Linked DNA regions of Homo sapiens: region 1 is linked to region 2. A link is a loop called in an ENCODE intact Hi-C map of the cell type or tissue named here. Cell type or tissue: psoas muscle. All regions are shown on one strand. Each heading gives the region's core, and the rest is flanking DNA. Links, peaks and the distances in the headings are about the cores only.

Region 1 (12,191 bases), core at 2,199-10,198, 53 kb after region 2:
CATAAAAAAAATCACCCAAATAAGTGTTTACAAAATTAAAATAAATATTGATGTGAACCAGCTTGAACTCTGCTGTTTTACTGTTTGACATTTTGACCACAATTTCCCAGTGTATGCATCCTTTATAAACATGTTAGTAGCTGCTTCCTAAAGGCTGCCTGATAGTAAAGACTTACAATTCTAAGTCCATCACAATGTCTTATAAATCCATTAGCACCAATATTTGTATATTAAAAACATAATCAATTGTGGCTTCACATTAATTGAGGCATTTCAGAATTTGCTATCAAAAGGCATCAAAACTATTTTAGAGTTTAAGAGGTTTAGATAAACATTTCAAAACATTTAAGGATCAGTCTGAAAGAAAGCTTTGATAAGTCTCTATCTTAATTTTCTGAGCTAGTATTATTTAAGCCCTGGACTGCTTCAGCTGAATTTTGTCTAACTCTTGCATATCAATTGCTCATTTTCAGCAATATCCCGGGTATGCCCCCTGCCATTTGTGGACCTGCCTAAGCAAAAGATTTGATAAAAAAAATTTTTTCATTCGCTCAATAAACAGTAAGTCCCAGGCACTGAGCAAGCAAGGTTGAGGTCAAAGGGTGAATAAAATCTAGCCCCTGCTGTAATTATTCTTAATTAGGAAAGGAATATGTTAGAATTAATGATTTAATTTTCACTTTTGACATTTCTATTGCTCATGTTAACTTTAGAAATGCTCACATTAAAAAGTGCATTCTATAAATGGTGATTTAGAGCAACTGTCATGTGAGGAACTAATGCCTGCATGTTTCAGTTCTTCTCATTTTTAATGGCCATCAACCCCAGCACTCAGAAAAATATGGCTCATACTCCAGCCACATGTTTTCTTCAGAATTTATGGAAATGTATTGTCTTTATCTGTATTTGAATAACCCCAGGCTACTAAGGGACCCTAGTTGTAATCATTCTGCTCTATCAAAATCTAAATCCAATTTCAGATGTGTTTATTTAATTTCCCAATGCCCTTCAGAAAAATTACTCCTAAGAAGGATAAAATGTGGACCATTCTCATTAACTAATAGTGATACCTCAGAGCACATGGCATCCCCCATCCCCTTGTCTTACTAATAAATAGTAATATCTGATACAGAGAATCTTTGTTTCATGATGGAATGAGATGAATTCGTATTACCCATTAATTTAAAGGTCAAGGGTTTTACTGGCCAGTCATGCTTATGAAAGCAAACAGGACAAACCTACTTCCTAGGATGAGGCACGGAACAACTAAGAAAAGTGACTGCATACCACAGTAAATAAAGAGAGTCGACAAGGCATTGGTGCCTGGTTGGCACCAAATTAATTAGACCAGACACATTTACAAAAGATTCCCCATAGAAATAGTCATTTAAATTAAAAAAAAAAAAAGTAAATAATTGATGAGTCAGAATTTTAGCCGAGAACCTTCTTAATATTAGCAAAATTGTTTAGGCATAGCAGATATGCCAACCAGTTTTTATTGAACTTCAATATTTACTGTCATTGGGGTAATATTGACTCTGGTTTCTCTGTGGTCAATATCTTTCTTTAGAAAAGCATCTTGGACTTTTCTGCCTCTGTACCTTTGTTTAAGCAGTTCCTTTCACCCAGAATGCTTTTCCCTTAAGTCCCACATATCAAAATGCTACACATTGTCCAAAATGCGGCCAAAGATGACCTCTCCCACTCCCCACAATGAAGGTTTCCCTAATGCTAGCAACTGGATACAGTGCTCCCTTCTCTGAATCCCCATAAAACTATCCTTGCAACATGATTACAGATGTCAGAGTCTACTACAACTTACACCTGTCAGTCCAACACCGATTGAAATTTGTCTTCTTTACTAGATTGTAAATGCCTTGAGGGCAAGCAAGGGATTGCACTTTCTTCATATTTGCATATTTTAAAGCCTTAGCACTAGGAAGTGCCCATAGCAGATGGAATATTGCAAATGCATATCCATGCTTTAAATGAATGTCTGCAACTAACTGTCTTAATGTAATTCACATCAAACATTAAACATTTGTAAAAATTCATTCATTCGTGATTTTTTGAACATTCACCTTTTGTCAGTCACTGTTTTAGGAGCTAGAGACACAGCAGAGACAAAACAGACCAGACATCACGGACTTTTCATTCTCGTGGGAAGAAAAGACAATAAACCCATAAATATAGACTATAAGGTCAGTTAGTGATAAGTGAAGGGTAAGGTGAAAATGAAAGATGCTATTTTAGACTGGTGGTCAGGAAAGCGCTTTCTGCAGAGGCCACACATGAACGAAGCCAGTGAGCCATGTGCGTATCTGGGAGAAGAAAACAGCAAGTACACAGACCCTGGGGCAAGGGTGTGCTGGGTATTTTAGAGGAGCAAGTAAAGAAGAGTGGTAGAAATTACGGTTGGAGGATAAGTGGTCAGATAATGAAAGGCCTTGTGGACCACGTTAAAGACGAGATTTTATGCTAAATATGATGGGAAGTCATTGGACAGTTTTGATCAGAAGATCCTTGATCTGAGTTATGTTTTCAAAGCATCACATTGGCTGCTAATAAGGATAAAAATGACTATAGTAGGGGCACTCTGGAAGATGGGAGAGGAATTAGGTTGTGGTCACACATCTTTGAGGGAGGGGTGCATTATTCTATGTACCACACATGGTTTTCAAACATTCCGTTTTTCAGATTGTTTTGTGATGTGGTGGTAAATAACTAGGGTCAGATAGCCCTGGATTTAAAACTTGCTTCATCACACACCAGCTGTGAGCCTGCAGATATGGTTCTGAATTTCTCCAAACCTTAGTTTCCAATTCTGTAAAATGAGAATAATAAGTATCTATCTATAACCTAATGAACACATAGCATAATTTATTAAAAAAAATTTACTGAGTTGCCCGGAGTTGGAACGTTATTATTCGTTTTGAGCATAGAAAGTCTCCAGTGGGCTGGGCACTGTGGCTCACGCCTGTAGTCCCAGCACTTTGGGAAGCCGAGGCAAGATCATCCTTGAGCCCAGGGGTTTGAAACCAACCTGGGCAACATACTGAGACCCTGTCTTGACAAAAAATTTAAAAATTAGCTGGACGGAATGGTATGTGCCTGTAGTCCTGGCTACTCAGAAATTTGAGGCAGGAGGATCACTTGAACCTAGGAGTTTGAGGTTGCAGTGAGCCATGATCATGCCACTGCACTCCTGCCTGGAAGACAGGTGAGACTCTGTTTAAAAAAAAGAAAGAAAAAAAGCAAAGCAAATCAAGCAAGGAAAGAAAGTCTCTGGCATTGAAGGCTTTCCATGAAGGCCTTCTCCTTCAGCGCTTATTGGCGGTCCAGTCGTTTGGCATCCACCATGGACTGTTTTGTCCTAATATTTAACTTCTCACATGCATACGCCCTAGCTATGCTCGAAGATCCAAGAGGGCAGTATCTTCCTTAAGCCCTGGTTCCATTTTAAAATCAATAAAAGCAGGTCTGTCCAATTGGCCTGCACCATATCTACCCAACACCACATCCTGGCTGCCTGTGTTTTCTTGCCTACTATGCTCTTAATGCAATCATGGCCCTCCTTGTGGGTTGCTTCCTACCTCACTCTGGCCTTGCAGATCCCCCAATCCTACTCTGCAAGCTGCTTCTTGTTTCGGGCCTTTTGAGGGTTTCAAACATTGGCTTTCCACAGTGGCCCTGGACCTCTGTCTCTCATTTTTCTTTATCAGAGAAGTTTCTGGAAGGTTGACTCTTCCTGTTCTGGGTCCAGACCCTCAAAATACAGTCAAAGACGGACTGGTATGTTTTGGAGAAATGGTGAACGGAGGATTGACTGAATGAAGGAAGGAATAGAGCAGACTCTTACTGCAACTTGGTTTCTTGTTATTATTGAGTCAGATATAACGCAGATTGACTCTCTCCTCTCAAAAATAAACTTGCTGTACAAAAGCAAAGTCGTAGGAAACCGGATAAGCCCAATTCACATATGAATGCATAGCAGGTCTTTCTTTACACACCAGCATTACCAAGGGGGTCTACCACACGTAGAAAATCAATCATGAGTCCAGCTTATTTAAAAGAAAGGGATCTTTTCCATCTGACACCTAATGGCAGCAGCAATAATGCAAAATCAGCTTTAAAAAAATTGGTCCCCATTGTTCTCCATTATTTGGGTCTTTGATGTATCCTACATTATGAACTATCAAAGCAAGGCAATGCATCCAAGGTAGGGAACGCCACTAATGAAGGAAACATTAAAAGGTTATGCTTTCCCCCCATTACTTTTGTCTTCTTTGCAAATGGTTTTAAAGGTCATTTTAAAAATAGCCTGCAAGGCTACAAAGGCCTCTAAATATTTAAATAACACAATGCAGTTTATTTTTACGTAGTGTTCTAAATGCACATCACAAAATGCTTCACAGAAATGTCAGTCAAAGGCTAAAGAGGAGAGAAAGGTACATTTGGAGACTGAACAGAAGGAAAACAATGGTTCAGAAGGAAAGGAAGAGGTCTTTCAATAAATGGTACATAAACTACCTGCATAAGTGAAAACACAACCATACGCTTTAGATAATTAGAGACTTACAAGTGAAAGGGGTTAAGCTGAAGACAGCCAAAAATCAAGGTGCCCAAGAGTTTACTGCAAGAAAACTGACTCAGAATGGTCTTGGATCTTCAAGTGCTAGTCTCATGTTACTCTGAAGAACGAAGCTAGATAAAACTGCTTTTATTTTTTTTGAGCATTTACTATGCACCAGGCCTCATGCTCAGTACTTTCTATGACACCAGGTATCCCTCATAGGTTGTTTCATTCTGTTTTGTTTCTTAAGAGACAAGGTCTCTTGGCCGGGCGCGGTGGCTCATGCCTGTAATCCCAGCACTTTGGGAGGCAGAGGCGGGCGGATCATGAGGTCAGGAGATCGAGACCATCCTGGCTAACGCGGTGAAACCCCGCCTCTACTAAAAATACAAAAAATTAGCCGGGCGTGGTGGCGGGCGCCTGTGGTCCCGGCTACTCGGGAGGCTGAGGCAGGAGAATGGCGTGAACCCGGGAGGCGGAGCTTGCAGTGAGCCGAGGTCGCGCCACTGCACTCCAGCCTGGGCGACAGAGCGAGACTCCGTCTCAAAAAAAAAAAAAAAAAAAAAAGAGACAAGGTCTCACTATGTTGCCCAGGCTGGAGTGCAATGGCTATTCACAGGTGCAATCATAGCTCACTGCAGCCTCAAACTCTTGGGCTCGGCCATAGCTAGGACTATAGGCATGTACCACTGTACCTGGCTTGGTTGAAATTTACTTTGAATGGACAAAGAAAACACAGCCCAGGCCAGGTGTGGTGGCTCACGCCAGTAATCCCAGCTCTTTGGGAGGCTGAGGCAGGCAGATCACCTGCGGTCGGGAGTTCGAGACCAGCCTGACCAACATGGAGAAACCCTGTCTCTACTAAAAATACAAAATTAGCCAGGGGGTGGTGACGCACGCCTGTAATCCCAGTTACTCAGGAGGCTGAGGCAAGAGAATCGCTTGAACCCAGGAGGCGGAGGTGGCGATGAGCCGAGACCGCATCATTGCACTCCAGCCTGGGCAAAAAGAGTGAAATTCTGTCTCAAAAAAACAAACAAACAAAAAACAAACCACAGCCCAAAGAGGTTCCAAAAATTCCCAAAGGTTAGCGTAAGTGGAAATGTCAGGACTCTCTCCCCAGATCTGTTTGATTCTCAAACCTCCAGTTCAAGTTTGCTTCAAAGAATGAGAAGCAGATACCAACCTAATAAGTAAAACACAGAACCATCTGGCATTAGAAGAAAAAATAAGCTTCTTCTGATCTTATGGTATGGAAGGCTTTCCTGAGCATACATTCAAACGAAAAACTAATTTAAAAAGAAAGATTTGACTGTATCAAATTCACATGTCAATACTTCAAGAACAGAAGAAAAAGCTTACCAACAAATTTGAAAAAAGTATACCACAAACTTGACACAAAAGGGTTTAGAAGAGTTCTTATGTAAATAAGGAAGAGAAACATAAACACATCAGCAAAAAATTAACTTTTAATGAAAAAATAAGCAAAAGAATTACAGTTAAGCAATGTAAGAGAAATTATCAGCCTTACTCGTGACAAAGAAATGTAATAAAAAGTACAAGCATACCTTCTGCTCAATGTGAGAGAAGGTTTAGGGAAAGGAAAATTAAACTATGGTAGTGTTTTGGAGGAAAATTTGGTATAATACATTAAAAATCTTGAAAATATTATGTTTTTCAGCCCAGCAATTTTGTTTTTAAAAATTTATCACTAAGAAATAGCCAGAATTTGATGTAAAGAACTATGAATAACTATCCCTACTGCAATATTAGTTAAATAGTTTTAAAAACCCCAAAATGTCCAATAATAGGGGCCTGATCAAATAAGTTTATGGTATACTCATGGGATAAAGCAGTAGACAGCCGTTAATGTTTTTCAAAGCAGAATATTTGGTAAAATAAAAAAGTCTTCATACTATATTAAATTCTAAAAGCAGGCTTTTTTATTATTATATTTTAAGTTTTAGGGTACATGTGCACAATATGCAGGTTAGTTACATATGTATACATGTGCCATGCTGGTGTGCGGCACCCAGTAACCCATCATTTAGCATTAGGTATATCTCCTAATGCTATCCCTCCCCCCTCACTCCACCCCACAACAGTCCCCAGAGTGTGATGTTCCCCTTCCTGTGTCCATGTGTTCTCATTGTTCAATTCCCACCTATGAGTGAGAAAATGCAGTGTTTGGTTTTTTGTCCTTGCGATAGTTTACTGAGAATGATGATTTCCAATTTCATCCATGTCCCTACAAAGGACATGAACCCATCATTTTTTATGGCTGCATAGTATTCCATGGTGTATATCTGCCACATTTTCTTAATCCAGTCTGTCATTGTTGGACATTTGGGTTGGTTCCAAGTCTTTCCTATTGTGAATAGTGCCACAATAAACATACGGGTGCATGTGTCTTTATAGCAGCATGATTTATAGTCCTTTGGGTATATACCCAGTAATGGGATGGCTGGGTCAAATGGTATTTCTAGTTCTAGATCCCTGAGGAATCGCCACACTGACTTCCACAATGGTTGAACTAGTTTACAGTCCTACTAACAGTGTAAAAGTGTTCCTATTTCTCCACATCCTCTCCAGCACCTGTTGTTTCCTGACTTTTTAATGATTGCCATTCTAACTGGTGTGAGATGGTATCTCATTGTGGTTTTGATTTGCATTTCTCTGATGGCCAGTGATAATGAGCATTTTTTCATGTGTCTTTTGGCTGCATAAATATCTTCTTTTGAGAAGTGTCGTTCATGTCCTTTGCCCACTTTTTGATGGGGTTGTTTGTTTTTTTTCTTGTAAATTTGTTTGAGTGCATTGTAGATTCTGGATATTAGCCCTTTGTCAGATGAGTAGGTTGCGAAAATTTTCTCCCATTTTGTAGGTTGCCTGTTCACTCTGATGGTAGTTTCTTTTGCTGTGCAGAAGCTCTTTAATTTAATTAGATCCCATTTGTCAATTTTGGCTTTTGTTGCCATTGCTTTTGGTGTTTTAGACATGAAGTCCTTGCCCATGCCTATGTCCTGAATGGTAATGCCTAGGTTTTCTTCTAGGGTTTTTATGGTTTTAGGTCTAATGTTTAAGTCTTTAATCCATCTTGAATTGATTTTTGTATAAGGTGTAAGGAAGGGACCCAGTTTCAGCTTTCTACATATGGCTAGCCAGTTTTCCCAGCACCATTTATTAAATAGGGAATCCTTTCCCCATTGCTTGTTTTTCTCAGGTTTGTCAAAGATCAGATAGTTGTAGATATGTGGCGTTATTTCTGAGGGCTCTGTTCTGTTCCATTGATCTATATCTCTGTTTTGGTACCAGTACCATGCTGGTTTGGTTACTGTAGCCTTGTAGTATAGTTTGAAGTCAGGTAGGGTGATGCCTCCAGCTTTGTTCTTTTGGCTTAGGATTGACTTGGCGATGCGGGTTCTTTTTTGGTTCCATATGAACTTTAAAGTAGTTTTTTCCAATTCTGTGAAGAAAGTCATTGGTAGCTTGATGGGGATGGCATTGAATCTATAAATTACCTTGGGCAGTATGGCCATTTTCACGATGTTGATTCTTCCTACCCATGAGCATGGAATGTTCTTCCATTTCTTTGTATCCTCTTTTATTTCATTGAGCAGTGGTTTGTAGTTCTCCTTGAAGAGGTCCTTCACGTCCCTTGTAAGTTGGATTCCTAGGTATTTTATTCTCTTTGAAGCAATTGTGAATGGGAGTTCACTCATGATTTGGCTCTGTTTGTCTGTTATTGGTGTATAAGAATGCTTGTGATTTTTGTACATTGATTTTGTATCCTGAGACTTTGCTGAAGTTGCTTATCAGCTTAAGGAGATTTTGGGCTGAGACAATGGGGTTTTCTAGATATACAATCATGTCGTCTGTGAACAGTGACAATTTGACTTCCTCTTTTCCTAATTGAATACCCTTTATTTCCTTCTCCTAAAGCAGGCTTTTAAAAAAGGATCCATATTAAAACTTCCGGGGTTATGAGCTCAAATGTTTAGAGGATGATAACAAGTGCACGGTGTGAAGTGACCAAGTTTAAAAGATGGAGACCGGCCGGGCGCAGTGGCTCACGCCTGTAATCCCAGCACTTTGGGAGGCCGAGGCGGATCACAAGGTCAGGCAATCGAGACCATCCTGGCTAACACAGTGAAACCCCGACTCTACTAAAAATACAAAAAAAATTAGCCGGGCATGGTGGCAGGCTCCTGTAGTCCCAGCTGCTCGGGAGGCTGAGGAAGGAGAATGGCGGGAACCCGGGAGACAGAGCTTGCAGTGAGCTGAGATAGCGCCACTGCACTCCAGCCTGGGTGACAGAGCGAGACTCCGTCTCAAAATAATAATAATAAAAAAAAAATTAGCCGGGCGTGGTGGCGGGCACCTGTAGTCCTAGCTACTCAGGAGACTGAGGCAGGAGAATGGCGTGAGCCCGGGAGGCGAAGCTTGCAGTGAGCCGAGATTGTGGCGCTGCACTCCAGCCTGAGTGACAGAGCAAGACTCCGTCTCAAAAAAAATAAAAAAAATAAAAAAAAGATGGAGACCACATATCCTGAATAAACGAGTTCACACATACACAGCCTGCTAGCCTATGACGCCTGGTATTTACCAAAAAATGTTTAGACTGGTTGGTGGTTGATGGGATTATGAGTAATTTTTGATTTTTTTCTGTGTGCTTTTCTATTTTCCCTAAACTTTCCATATGAAAAAGAACCCCTTATTTTTATAATCAGAAAAATTCCAATGAATGTTATGAGATGGGAAAAAAGAGGCAATCACCTCGAGCTGGCTTTTCGTCAGAACTACTGACACCCACATGCTCTGAAGAGGTTTTTTCTGTGCTATTTGCAGAGCCCTCCCTGAGGAAGGGGATTTCACTGCCTTCACTTCATAATCCTATCTTTTCACCACGAACTCAGAAAATACACCAAAAACACAAAGCAGTTGTTCACAGTCTTCAGAAATAGCTGGGAAGCTTTAAAAAATATTGATGCCTACACCCGACCATTGGAGATTCTGACTCAATCGGCCTGGCATGGGGCCCCTGCACCAGTCATTTTTAAAAGTTCCTAAGCTCATTCTAATGTTGAGCGAGGGTTGAAAACTACTGGTCTAACCTAAACTTTTCAGAATGCAGTTTAATTTCACTTCTCACTGCTTTCTTTAGGAAGATGGGAGAGGAGATCATCCTCGCTTTTGGTATAAGATGACTGCATCTAGTTTTAGTATCTATTTGAAAGTATTACTCTGCATTCTCTCCTTTAAACTGAATAATCTCAATTGTTCCTTTCCTTCTTCAGACACCACACAGTCCTGCATTCAATAAACGCTCCTGATTATAGTCTTCACAGCACCATATCACTTTCCTTCATGGAACGTAACACAAGTCTAATTGTAGGTTTATCCACAGGATTCACTCGGTTAACACCTTCCTTTCTTCCTGTGGACTGAAAGATCCATTCAACTAAGAGTAACATCCAGTTTTATTTGCCATATATCCTCATAATTTGCTGATTGTGTAAATGTATATGGGCACCTTGTCTAACCATTTTTTTAGGTTCTCTGAGGATGACATATATTCCAAATGCAACATTTATAGAATTGGGCACCTACTGTGTGCAAAGTACTATGTCAAATAATATGTGGATGTAAATCAAAGCACGGATAGATCAAGTGCTGTGATTTGGTCAGGGAGAGATGAATGCAAATAGGTAAACTGATATGGAGTCTAATGAAGATGCACCATTGCGGAGGCAGAAACTCAATGGCATCAACAGATGCAGGAGTGATTTTTCTGATTGGGGCTTTCCCAGAAGCCTTTATGGAGGAGAGGTCCTTTGAGGTAAGCCTTGGAGGATGAACAGATGATGACTGTTAGCAATGGTGGGGGAAGGGCATTTTGGATCCATGTCTTCATTTCTTGTTGTTGCTGTAACAGATGACCAAAAGCTCGGTGGCTTAAAACAGTACATATTTATGATCTCACAGTTCTTTAGGTGAGAAGTCTGGTGGGCACTGCTGCTTCCTCTGCTCTGGGTCTCACAAGGCCAAGATCAAGGTGTTGCCCAGGCTGTGTTCATTTCCAGTGGTTGTGGGGATGTATCCATTTCCAAACTCCTTCTGGTTACTGGCTGAACTTGTTCCTTGTGATTGTAGGACTGGGGTCTTGGTTTCCCTGCTGCTTGTCAGCCAGCGAACTCTCTTGGCCCCTTACACTGTCTACCTTCCACGTCACATTGTCCCTTTACTTTTAGACCAGAGACGACATATTTGGTCCTTCTCACGTTCAAATCTCTGCATCTACCCTTTCTGCTGAATCTCTTCTGCCTCCAACACAGAAAGTTTTCTGCTTTAAAGGGCTAACATGATTGGATTAGGCCCACTGGTTAATTGAGGAAATCTCCTAACTTCAGGTCTGTTACTTTAATTACATCTGCAAACTTCCTTTTGGCATGTAATGTAAAGTATTCACAGATTACAGGGATTAAGGCATGGACATATTTGGAAGGGGACCCTTCTGCCCACCAAGTCAGGTAATCTGCAGGATGATCAGTATAATACAGTTGGGAATATAGCGAAGGAGCTTAAGGGCCTTGAACACCAGCCTGAGATGTCCAGATTTTACCTTGCCATAAGGAAAGGGTAAAGACCTTGAGAAGTTAAATTTCAGTATAAAACAATTAAACAGTACACAATTGTTTAAGTAAAGTATCTCTTCTTCGTTTTGTGTGTGTGTGTGTGTGTGAGACGGAGTCTCACTCTGTCACCCAGGCTGGAGTGCAGTGGTGCGATCTCTGCTCACTGCAAGCTCCGCCTCCTGGGTTAATGCCATTCTCCTGCTTCAGCCTTCCGAGTAGCTGGGACTACAGGCACCTGCCACCACACCCGGCTAATTTTTTGTATTGTTAGTAGAGACAGGGTTTCACCGTGTTAGCCAAGATGGTCTTGATCTCCTGACCTCATGATCCGCCTGCCTCGGCCTCTCAAAGTGCTGGGATTACAGGCGTGAGCCACCACGCCCGGTCAACAGTATCTCTTCTAACATAAACCTGAGTACCCAACAGAGAGGCTGAATTCCTGAGCTTTGCTTGCTCAGCTCCTGCCAATGCTGCCCAGAATGGAAATATCGTAGCTGAAGCTATTTCTTTCTTTCTCTTTTTTTTGAGACAGAGTCTCGCTCTGTTGACCAGGCTGGAGTGCAGTGATGCAATCTCGGCTCACTGCAACCTCTGCCTCCTGCGTTCAAGCGATTCTCTTGCCTAAGCCTCCGGAGTAGCTGGGGTTATAGGCATGTGCCATCATGCCCAGCTAATTTTTGTATGTTTTGTACAGACAGGATTTTGCCATGTTTGCCAGGCTGGTCTCAAACTCCTGGCCTCAAGTAATCTGCCCGCCTTGGCCTTCCAAAGTGCTGGGATTACAGATGTGAGCCACCATGCCTGGCCATATTTCTTTCTTGAGTTGTGGTTATCTCACTATACATTAATTATTATCTTGGGCATATACCTTCTGTTCTCGTTTCCAATCTCTGGGCTAATGAAATAAATAAATTTATTTTATTTTTATTAATATTATTATTGTTTAGACAGGGTCTCGCTCTGTCACCCATGCTGGAGTGCAG
Region 2 (12,191 bases), core at 2,493-10,492:
TCATAAGATTTACTTAAATTATGAAACAAGGAATACATCTATACAGTTGTAGTCAGGCTGATTTCAAGAATAGGATTCATCACGTTTCTTAGCTTGTCTTATTCAAAGACCACCAACACACTTCCTCCCCTTCCTAATAAAAAACACTTTTTTTTTTTTGACAGTACAAGGCAGAATTCATTTTGTACTAGTAATTGAGGCAAGCTATGCAATCCAACATGTTTGTTTGGTCTGAATCCTAGGAAGCCCTGGGTGAGTTTAATCCTTGATTGTTAAAGCATTTCTCTAGGTCTTCATGGAGCCCTGCTACCCCTGCCCCACCCCACCACATATACACACACCTTCTCTTTACTCCTTGGTTTCTATCCTTTGTTCTGGGTTAATTTTTTCTGCTCTTGATATACCTACTTGATCATCTATAGTAAGATACTTCAAATCTTTTCTGTGGAAGTGGATAATGAATAAATCAATTGATAAATGAAAGGGCCAGATTGTTAAAACACAGATTGCTGGGCCGTGAATCCACAATTTCTAATTCAGTACGGGTGTGTATGGGGGGTGGAGGGACAAGAAGTTGCATTTCTATCAAGTATCCAGATGCTGCTGGTGATGCTGGTTCCCTAAGACTATGTTTTGAGAACCACTGTTTTACTGTAAGGGTTGGCAATCTAGGGCAGTTTAGCCAAATCCAGCCTGTGGCCTGTTTTTGTAAATAAAGTTTTATTCACACACACGTGTAAGCCAGAGCAATCTACAGAGGAAGTGGGAGAATTTATGCTATATCATGAGGCAGACAAAAACTTTAATGTAGAAGACACTTGCATTTTTAGACAGTGACATTTTGAGAGGTGGAAACTAACAAAACTCAAGACAAGGGAACTAGTGAACAAATGGAGAAAAGTATAAAAAGAATGGGGCCGGGCGCGGTGGCTCACGCCTGTAATCCCAGTACTTTGGGAGGCCGAGGCAGGAGGATCACCAGGTCAGGAGATCGAGCCCACGGTGAAACCCCGTCTCTACTAAAAATACAAAAAAATTAGCCGGGTGTGGTGGTGGGTGCCTGTAGTCCCAGCTACTCGGGAGGCTGAGGCAGGAGAATGGCGTGAACCCAGGAGGTGGAGCTTGCAGTGAGTCGAGACTGTGCCAATGCACTCCAGCCTCGGTGACAGTTAGACTCGGTCTCAAAAAATAAATAAATAAATAAATAAAAAGAAAAAGAATGGATGACTGTGGGGCATATTCTGAAAGAGTTTTAAGGTGATACGATCTTAATATTATTTCTAAATTTGAGATGTATGCGTGGTAAAAGATCTAAACTGAGCTCAAATTATTGTCCTGTAAAAAAATAAAAGGAGATAAGGTTTCCTAATATTTATGCTATCCTTATGACATTAAAGAAAAGGCTAAGTAAATGTGGATTTTGATAATCTTGCTTATTAGATGGCAACTGCTGGTCAATGTCAGATGAAGCACACTAAAAAATTATTCATTTTATAAACTGAAGTATTAGCGTGACCCTAGAAGGAGAGTACATAACCAAATACGCACTTACAGACTTCTTTTAGTAAAACTCCTAACAACAAAAAAGTTTATTATTGTTTGCTTTTCTTAGCAAGCACTATGACATCGGGAGTTTCTAAAATACAGAATACAACAAAGCTACCATTGTTTCTAAGTACAATAGGGAATTTATTAGACTTCATCAGCCAGGCTGTATATTGAACTTATTAGCATAATTGTAAGAAGAATTTTTAATTATATCTGAATAGACTTTACTAGGGAACCACTAAAACTGAGTCTTTTACCAAACTTCCACCTAAGAGTATTAACAAGTTGGGATGGGACTTATTTTGGGGGGGAAACAAGCACGTAGGTTGAAACCCTGGGGGACAAAAAAATGACTGCATACATTCAGTATATATCCAACAAAAGTTTATTGCTTACAGGCTGTGTATAAAATACTGCAATGAATGCTCCCCTCCAGGGAAAGGTTTTTATTTTGGGCTACTATTTATTGACTGCTTCATTTTATACTAGCCACTGTGCTAAGCACTTAATGGATACCGTATTTAATCTTCACAACCACCACATGAAGTCGATTATTATTAATCCCATTTCAAGACAAGGAATCTGAGGCTCAGAGAAGTTAAGTAATTTGCCCAAGGTTGGCCAGTATTCAAGACCCAGGCCAGATTGATCCCTAAGCTGATTACATGGCCACTGTTGTGCACTGTGCCTTCCCCAGCACACAGGTGGCCGACGTCATGGGCATTCTGGTTGCGCAATTTGGACCTATACTTCGCACAAACACACACCAAAGAAGGAAGCTAGACATTATATGACTCTTTGGATGTCATCAATCAAATAAAAGGACAGGAATACAAAGCAAAATGAAAAAAATTCCCTCTTAATGAGGCAGGAGAATAGGGTCTGGAGGCAGGGAACATAAGGCTGATTCTCGCTGACTTCCTAGAACCAAATCAAATGGAAACACTTCAGCTAGGACAGAAAATATCCTCTCCATTTACATAGGGTGTACACTGAGTAAATGACTTCGTAACATGACTTCATCCTCTTCATTTACAGAGGGCGTACACCAAGTAACAAATGGAAACCTCTAGAGGGTATTTAAACCCCAGAAAATTCTGTAATGGGGCTCTTGAGCCCCTATGCTCAGGTCGCCCCCAACCTGTGGAGTGTACTTTCATTTTCAACAAATCTCTGCTTTTGTTGCCTAAATCTTTCCTTGTTTTGTGTATGCATTTTGTCCAATTCTTTGTTCAAGATGCCAAGAACCTGGACACCCTCCACCAGTAACACTACTTCAACGAAAGAAAAGCAAGGTGAGTCTTTTAGGGCCCAACAGACACATCATGGTCTGCCTCCTAGGCCCAGTGGGCCTATATTTCTCCTTACTTTCCTTCCTTTCCCTTCCTCCCTTCCTTCCTTCTTTCCATTTTTTTTTTTTTGAGACAAGGTCTCACTCTGTTGCCCAGGCTAGAGTGCACTGGCATGAACACGGCTCACTGCAGCCTTGACCTCTTGGGCCCAAGTGATCATCCCACCTCAGCCTCCTCAGTAGCTGGGACCACAAGTGAATGCCACCATGTCTGGCTACTTTTTTTAAAACAATGTTTTGTAGAGATGGGGTTTTGTCATGTTGCCCAGGCTGGTCTCAAACTCCTGGGCTCAAGCAACCTTTCTGCCTCGGCCTCCCAAAGGGCTGGGATTACAGGCGTGAGCCCCTGCAACTGGCTCTAACTCTTTGTTCTGCCCTCAGAGTCCTCAATTCCCTTTCCAGGATTTTGTGCATTTTGTTTTTTGTGAGACACACAGCAACTGCATACTCACTGAGACAGTCGGTGACAGCCAATGTGAAGGACACTCATTTCTGAGGACTGAAGTGTACCGCTCTAGTCTGTTTTCACCATCCATTTATCTGCGTCCCCTTGTGAAAATCTTCATGGTGTTATGGCAGTGGGAGGCTTTGATTTCACTCAGGGCTTGTCTACGCTAAAGTTTAGACATTGTTCTAACTAAGCACTGCTGCAACCATACTTCCATCCCTTTACATTGTCTTTGATTCAAAGAGTTGTTTTTTGTTTGCCTGTTTTTTTCTTTTTTCACCTGAAGGAAAGAAATCTCCATCACTATAGAATTCCAAATATTCTACCACACTCAACTCTAAACATCCTGTTAGGAGTCATGACAATTTCTAAGTGGTAAGAGATCAATCAGAGGACTGTGCTCCTTTCTATTTCTGGCTGAGGCTAACGTTCTGCGGAAGTTTGCAGAAATATACCAAGTAGTAGCCTTTTGGCTAAAACTTTTCCTTTGATAAAACAGACTTGGATGAAGTGGACTTTCCCATCTCTCTATTTCAACCTTTTATTTCCTGGAGGAACTATCCTTAGAAGTAAGAAGGTAACCTGGTATTCAAAGTCCATTCATTTCCTCCCTGACACACCGAAAGTGTATACTCACAGTTCTAAAAAATAATTATTATTACTATTATTGTTATTTTAATGTGGACATCAGTTTCAGCTAAAAAAGACTGGGATCATCAACTACTAGAAGGGCTATTCCAGGCCAGGCACGGTGGCTTACGCCTGTAATCCCAGCACTTTGGGAGGCTGAGGCAGGCGGATCACAAGGTCAAGAGATCGAGACCATCCTGGCCACCATGGTGAAACCCCGTCTCTACCAAAAATACAAAAATTAGCTGGGTGTGGTGGTGCATGCCTGTAATCCCAGCTATTCAGGAGGCTGAGGCAGGGAAATCACTTGAAACTGGGAGGTGGAGGTTGTGGTAAGCGGAGATCGCACCACTGCACTCCAGCCTGGGCAACAACAGTGAAACTCCATCTCAAAAAATAAAAGAGGGGCTATTCCACTAAGAGAGATGATGGCAATATTTTTCTACCAATTAAGACATTGAGATATTATAAACTATTTTGTCATATTTAAAATATCATGTAAAAACCATCTAATAGGTCACTTAAGCATGAAGGAAGTGCTGAAGACAGGAATGCTCCCCTTGCTGACTTTCTAGGGCCAAGAAGGACATCATCCCAACAGTAGCTGGATATAACAGATTAGGTGGCCTTAAATGTTGGTTAAGCCACACAGCATTACTTATAATTGCTCAACAGGAAGAGAAGAAACAATAACCTCTTCAAATCAAAGAAGTAATTTATAAAATAAAGACTGTGAAAAATAACTTATGTAACTTATCAAAGCAATCAGTCATATAAACAGATGAGAATAGTATGAATCATAGGTTAGAAAGTCAAGCTTAGCAGAAACATGAGAAAATATCTTCTATGTATTTAATGTATGTCAAACTGCAGGAAATAGTAACAGTACTTTTAATTTGAAAATTCTTCACTGAGAGGACATACAGTCATGCATTGCATAACAATGTTTTGGTCAACGAGGGACTACGTATAGGACAGTGGCCCCAAAAGATTATAATAGCGCTGAAAATTCCTATCCCTAGTGACATGGTAGCTGTCGAACATCGTAGCACAATGCATTACTCGTGTGTTTGTGGTGATGCTGGTGTAAACAAACTTACTGCACTGCGAGTCATACAAAAGTATAGCATATACAATTATGCACAGTACATAATGCTGGATAACAATAAACAACTATGTTATTGGTTTTTGAATTTACTATACTATAGCTTTTATCATTATTTTTGAGTGTACTCCTTCCACTTATTTAAAAAAAAATGTGAAGAGTAGAACAGCCTCAGGCAGGTCCTTCAGGAGGTATTCCAGAAGAAGGCATTGTTATCATAGGAGATGACAGCTCCATGCATGTTATTGGCCCTGCAGATCTTCCAGTGGGACAAGTTGTGCGGGTAGAAGACAGTGATACTGATGATCCTGACCATGTGTAGGCTTAGGTTAATGTATGTGTTTGTGTCTTAGTTTTTAACAAAAAAAGTTTAAAAAGAACAAAAGGAAAAAAAATTAAAAATAGAAGTTCATAGAATGAGGATATGAAGAAAGAAAATATTTTTGTACAGCTGTACAATGTGTTTTAAGCTAAGCGTTATTACGAAAGAATCAAACAATTAAAAATCTTATAAAGTAAAACAGTTACAGCAAGCAAAGGTTAACTGATTGTTGAAGAAAGAAAAACATTTTAAAAATAAATTTAGTGTAGTCAAAGTGTCCAGTGTTTATATAGTCTACAGTAGTGTACACTGATATCCTCGCCCTTTACAATCTCACTCATTGACTCACCCAGAGCAACTTCTGGTCCTTTAACCTCTATTCATATTCATGGTGAGTGTCCCGTCCAGGTGGATCATTTTTTATCTCTTATATCATATTTTTACTGTTTAAATATACAAGTCCTTACCATAGTATTACAATTGCCTATAGTATTCAGTACAGTAACATACTATACAGGTTTGCAGCCTAGGAGCAATAAGCTAGACCATTACATTAGGTGTGCTGGATCCTCTGCCATCTAGATTTGTGTAAGTACTCTCCATGGTATTTGCACAATGATGAAATGCCTAAGGATGCATTTCTCGGAATGCATCCCCATCATTAAGGAATGCATGACTATATTTAACAAAAAGGCAGATGGGTTTTCCTCTTGTAGCCATACTTGAATTTACAGAGACAATACTTGAAGAGAATCATAAGAAAGCATCAGAAAACTCTTCTAGCAGAAACTGTGCCTTATATATCTGATTCCTCCACACTGTGTCCAGCATGATGCATGAGCCCATAGTAGGCACTAGATTGATATTATTTGTGATGTAATATGATAAGCCACACTTCAAATTATTGGTACCAATTCAGTTTTTAAGACTGATACACCTTGAGAATCCAGATGATACCAAAACAAAATAAAAACTTCTTTTTTCACATAAACAGAAAGCTCAGGAAACTGGTGAACAGCTCAGCAACCTAGAAACTGGCTGTGCAGAGCACTCTTTGAATACGAATTAGCAGTGGGTAATGGCAGCATATTTATGAGGTCTCTTGCCGGGTCCTTCCCTCCTGTGAATGCTGTATAATTCATTGTGCGTGCCCTGACCCCAGTGCACTCCTGTTCTGACAAATCATACTTGATTAAGACAAATCTTTATTAGTTAGCTAGTCAACTTCCCCATTTATCACTGGCAAATCCCATTCTCCACTTCAGGTACAGGAAAAGTGACTGAAACCTTAAAAAAAATACCCCAAATATCTAAATAAAAATAAAATATTTGTTAATACACAGCAGGTAAAGCCAGAAACCTCTTAATAGATGAGTAAAGAAATTATTTAATAGATATATATTTTACCCACTGACAAACTCAAACCCACTACACATTTTACTCAAGCTGAGAAATTGTTGATCAGGTAATCTATTTAGGAATTTTTATCTCCTATGAAACTTCTGTCTGAAAGCAAAATGCTGTATTTTGAAAACTGTATTACAAAGTTAGAGGCTCAAAATACTGAAAGGGTAATAATAAAAATTTTAAAAAGACTGCTGAGTAGAAAGAATGTCTAAGCCTCCTACCAAAAGAATAACAACAACAAATCTTTACAGAGTAAGACAGAATAAGGCAGAATAAATTGAAAATTATTCTTGGTTCTCTAGTACCATAGGAAAAATGAACCTCTTTTTGAACTATGTATAATATTCTCATGAACTTCATTGTTGGTTAACCCTAAAGATGATTTAATTAATTTATCATGGTTGATGCTCATTTTAGAGTCTGGTGCACTGAGCTTGGTACCAGAACTGTTCTCAGAAATCTGACAATGATGCCATCAGTAACAAAGAAGCATGCTATGGGCTAGGATTGCCACTGAATATCACAAATAGCATCTTCTGACAAGTTTCAAACATTCTCTAGTTTCATGGAGGTAAACTTCAGCACAAACCATTAACTTTCCTTAGTGACAGCAAGAGAGAGAACAAAATGGAAGGAGAATGGATAGGTTTAAGCTGATTTCTGACTTCTTAAATTTTTACTCTTAAGCCCTGAGTCCAACAGAGGAGAAAAATCTTTTTAGCTTTTTCATAAAAAGCTACCAAATCAATCCAGATGTGTAACTGATGTGTAATTTCCACATAGATGATCTCAATGTTCTCTTTAAAAACAATGCAGGCTGGGTGCAATGGCTCACGCCTGTAATCCCAGCACTTTGGGAGGCTGAGGCGGGCGGATTGCTTGAGCTCAGCAGTTTGAGACCAGCCTGGGCAACATGGCAAAACTTGGTCTCTACCAAAAATAGAAAAATTAGCTGGGTGCGGTGGCATGTGCTTGTAGTCCCAGCTACTTAGGAGGCTAAGGCAGGAGAATCACCTGAGCCCGGGAGGCGAAGGTTGCAGCGAGCCAAGATTGCGCCACTGCACTCCAGCCTGGACAACAGGAGTGAAACTTTGTCTCAAAAAATAAAAATAAAATTAAAAATAAATTTAAAAAATGCAGAGACAAAGTATAATTATTTTACAAAAAATTTCTATGTGGAATCCTTTCTATACTGATAATAAACAAATCTATACATAAACTACGGAAAAACATACTTTTAGTCTTGACAACTTTAATGAAACACCAGTTAACACAATATAGTCCACACATATCATAGTTGACTTTATTGATGTCCTTATGTGTTAAACGGAAAGCAACATTCAAAAACATTTTGCATGTTGGGGCTGTCTTCTATTTGCCAAAATTTTCCATTTAGAAAATGTGGATACATCTTGAGAAATGAGGTCAGAACCTAGTATGAGAGACTTCAAAAGAACACCTAGTACAGTGGGAAATAGTGTGTTGATGATTTTATAAGCAGAGCCTGACTCTGATTATATCTATGGATTCAGAAGAGATTGCACCTGAACAATCTTCCCCACTCTACAGGTCTTTCATCACAATCTCAAAGCGCTAAACAGCTATTCCAAAAGTGAAAACCGTCATGGTCCCATTAGAAAATATTTATGTAATTTGGATAAGGACAGAGTGGGGTGGGCTAGAGAGTTAAGCCGTTTACACATGCCCATGGAAGTAAAGAAAAAGTTTTAAAGTAACTTTCATTTATCCCATGGGCTCTCCACTCATTTTTTTCTTGGAAATCCTGATGAAAATGAACTCTTCCAGAAAGGTTAAACAACTTGCCTGTGGGGGCAAATTTTAGGTCAGAGGTAGGATTATAATTCAAGCCAATAAATATTACGGAGAGTCAATTACATAACAGGCATGCAAAGAAATAAAAATAAAACATGGTCCCAACATCTAGCAGCTTACACTTAGATGGAGTAGAATGATATGAATGGAACCACCATCAGGATAAAGTACAGCACATTGCACAAGTGCTAAACTGAGGAATGTGCCAAAGGTGTTGTATCAACTAACAAAAGAACATGGTAGCCGGGCGCGGTGGCTCACACCTGTAATTCCAGCACTTTGGGAGGCTGAGGCGGGTGGATCACCTGAGGTCACGAGTTCGAGATCAGCCTGGCTAACATGGTGAAACCCCGTTTCTACTAAAAATACAAAAAAATTAGCTGGACGTGGTGGCACACTCCTGTAATCCCAGCTACTCGGGAGGCTGAGACAGGAATTGCTTGAACCTGGGAGGCAGAGGTTGCAGTCAGCCAAGATTGCAGCTTGGGCAAGAAGAGCAAAACTCCCATCTTAAAAAAAAAAAAAAGAACATGGTACTCTTCACAGATTTGCTCATCACCCTTGCAGGTCACCCACAATTCACATTTCCTGATGTCCACCCTGGGCTTCTTGCTCCTACACTCATACTCATCTGCCCCATAATGATGTGGATATCTTTGGATATAATAATCTGAGTGTTACTGACAACCTGTGTCTAATAATCTACTGGGTGCCTCACATTTCTTTTCAAATCTTAGAAGACAAAGGTAAGAACCTATGGAAACAATGCTTCCTAGTTTTATTTTATTTTTTTAACTTCCAAGTTTTTGTTTTGGTTTTTTTCAGAATGCACATAATATTGACCTGAAACTAATGGTATATGATAAATATTTAAAACAATAGGATAGGTAGTTGGATAACCTACAAGATAGGTTGTATTTCTAGCAAAATTTGTAGGTAAAAAATGTTGAAAGGCATCTAGTCCAGTTCCTTCTACTTATAAACATATATCTATCACCCTATGGCACATAAATAAAAATGGATGATAAGAAGATAGCATTCTATTCTGTCTACCCACTCCCCATCCCTGGCACTACATTGGCATCAGGTAACCAAAAAAAAAAAAAAAACACAGTATATTGGTGTTCTTTCTTTTCCATATAATGCCTGGCATACAATACATGCTTCTAGGATGGATGGATAGATGGATAAATAAATAAATGATCAAGTGAAATAAGTAGAAATGCACCAAAAAAAGTAAAAAGGGGAGAACATTAAAAGCAAGAAAGGCAAAGGGGTAAAGTTGGTAAAGAAACTATTATAGAGAGAACACTAGATATACACTTATCAGTAGAATTCTAGAATCAGGAGCGTTTTAGAAGTTATTTATTCCACTCAGGAGTTGGATTAGATCATCTGAGAGAAGTGATTTTTCTAAATGGCATATCAAGCAGAGCTTGGATTAGAACCTAGGCTTCTTCACTCCTCATTTCATATCTTACGTAACGCAAAATACACAAGCAGGAAGTTCAAGACCATGTAATTAGTGTGGACGCCTTCTTCAATGAATGGCCCTGGGGCATGGCTCCTTTATATAGCCCTAGCACTTCTGCAATCATGGGTGACATGCTAGGGAAGCTGCTCTCCCCCAAGAAGAATCCTGCACAGCACTGGTCTAACTCATCATTTTAGTGATGCTTCCTGAAACTAGTGAGAAATACCAAATATATACCCATTTACACCCCATAATGAGTAACTGGGTTAAGATAGGTGGCAAAGGGGAAGAGGAGTGTACTTTTCCTTACATTTCACTTATGATCTTATTGAATTCTGGGGGAAAATTTAAGCTGGGTACATATTGAGCTATCATAAATAGATTCCACATTAATTCCACAAACACACACTGAGTACTTGCTATGCGCTAGGCAGGGGAATACAAAACCAAATATGACATTGGATGACTATAGTGAGCTACAATGGCTCTTTGAAAAACGAATGTTAAAACCAGTTAACATTATAAAATCTACTTGATAGAAAACTTTGAGGTTACTTCCTTCCTCATCTATACGTTTTAATAGAACAGGTTCATATGAGTGCTTTCAACTTACAAACACATTCCTAGAAAGCACAATAAATATCAAATAATTGTACTATTTTGTTACTATGTCTAACTATGATTGAAACTAAACTATTCCTTACCATAATGTCATTTTGCCATTCTGCTTAAGGTTGGTAAATCAGTATAATCTGATATTCTCATACAAACGCTAGGTAGAGAAGCCCAATTCTGCTGTACATTTTCAGAATGTGTTAAAATTGATGTCAATGTCTCAGTAATTTCGCAGTTTAAAAAACAGTTAGAAATGTAATGACTACACTACACTTGATTAAAGCATTTACAGCTCTAATCAAAAACTGACAGCAAGATCAAAGATGTTAACTTAAATCTCTCCTCTAATTATGTTTAAAATGCCACACCTCAGGCCTGTCTCTCCTCTTCTTTTTCAAACCAAATTCTGCTTAAGAAAGATCTAACACTTCTTAACAGTTCATTATCCAATAAAACTATTCAAAGCTTAAAAGCAATCTACACAATTAGTCAGGACCTCAGGGAGTCCACCGGTAGTCTTTATTACAGGACTTCATATTAAAACACCTTAATTATATTTGTCAAATGGATTTCATTAAAACCCATCGTCACTTTAATTTTCATATTTTGACAGTGCTGGCATAGGCATTATTACCACCTGCCAGGCTAGGAACTACAACAAAATTGTCAAATTCCTTCAAATCCTAAGCAGTTTCTTTTGTACCTGATTGATAGTTTTCTCTGTGTGGGGAAACTATCACAATTAGAAGAATTAAAATACTCCTACTTAAATTCTACTCTAATATATATGTTTCTTGCAGATGCAATGAAAACAAACTACATCCGTGCTGGGTTGCCAGGTGCACTTTGCAGAGAGGGTGATGCACATACTTTGCAGTGCATCTGAATAGCAAAGCCGAGACATCAAACAGAATGCACTATGATTCAATCACATCACAACCATCAGGACTTGAAAGCCAGGACATTTTTTTTTTTTTACCTCCTATTCATTATGCTGCCATATTTCATAAAATATACGGTGTTTCTGGCCATTCACTTGAGATTCAATTGTATTTTCATTTGCCACTGAGACTCAGACTATTGAAATAGTAAACGAAAAAAATTACATATATGCCTTTCTTTCTAGCTATGCAATGTTCAATGTCAACAGTGATGCAATGTTTACAGCATTTTCCTAATTCGGCTAGTTATGCAACTTTAGGAAAATGGAGGTGTGTACATTAATAAGCAAAGAGTTTTTGTCTGTTTTCCTCTGGAATTTTGAAGTCTTTCGTAGCTTATGCAGTACAGAATGAGATTCTCTCGATGATTCTCCTTTTAGATTGAGGCACACAAAATTCTATTTTTCAAGTATTGAGAACAGAAATAGCAAAAAAAGGATAATTTTTTTTTTAACCTAACAGACTCATAAGATATAACAAAGGAGAAAGGTTTCTGGCCTATGTGTAACACACTTCA

What was found. Peaks named below come from ENCODE experiments on the same cell type or tissue, not always from the same donor. Only the 100,000 strongest peaks of a DNase experiment are listed, where the experiment ranks them.
Region 1: it touches region 2 in a loop (10-fold over the local background); 3 of 110 quality-filtered maps call a loop at or near these places.

The regions. Positions count from the first base shown.
Region 1 is chr10:112,590,643-112,602,833 of GRCh38, reverse strand. All of the region lies in intron 5 of VTI1A (vesicle transport through interaction with t-SNAREs 1A), which reads right to left. LOC124902503 (a long non-coding RNA gene) reads right to left here and starts at 4,873. Exons shown (of 2, transcript XR_007062292.1): 1 at 1-4,873. In psoas muscle, for the core only: no CTCF peak of the experiment used is centred there; no DNase peak of the experiment used is centred there.
Region 2 is chr10:112,643,505-112,655,695 of GRCh38, reverse strand. All of the region lies in intron 5 of VTI1A (vesicle transport through interaction with t-SNAREs 1A), which reads right to left. Among named protein-coding and RNA genes, the nearest start is that of MIR4295, 15 kb to the right of the region's middle. In psoas muscle, for the core only: no CTCF peak of the experiment used is centred there; no DNase peak of the experiment used is centred there.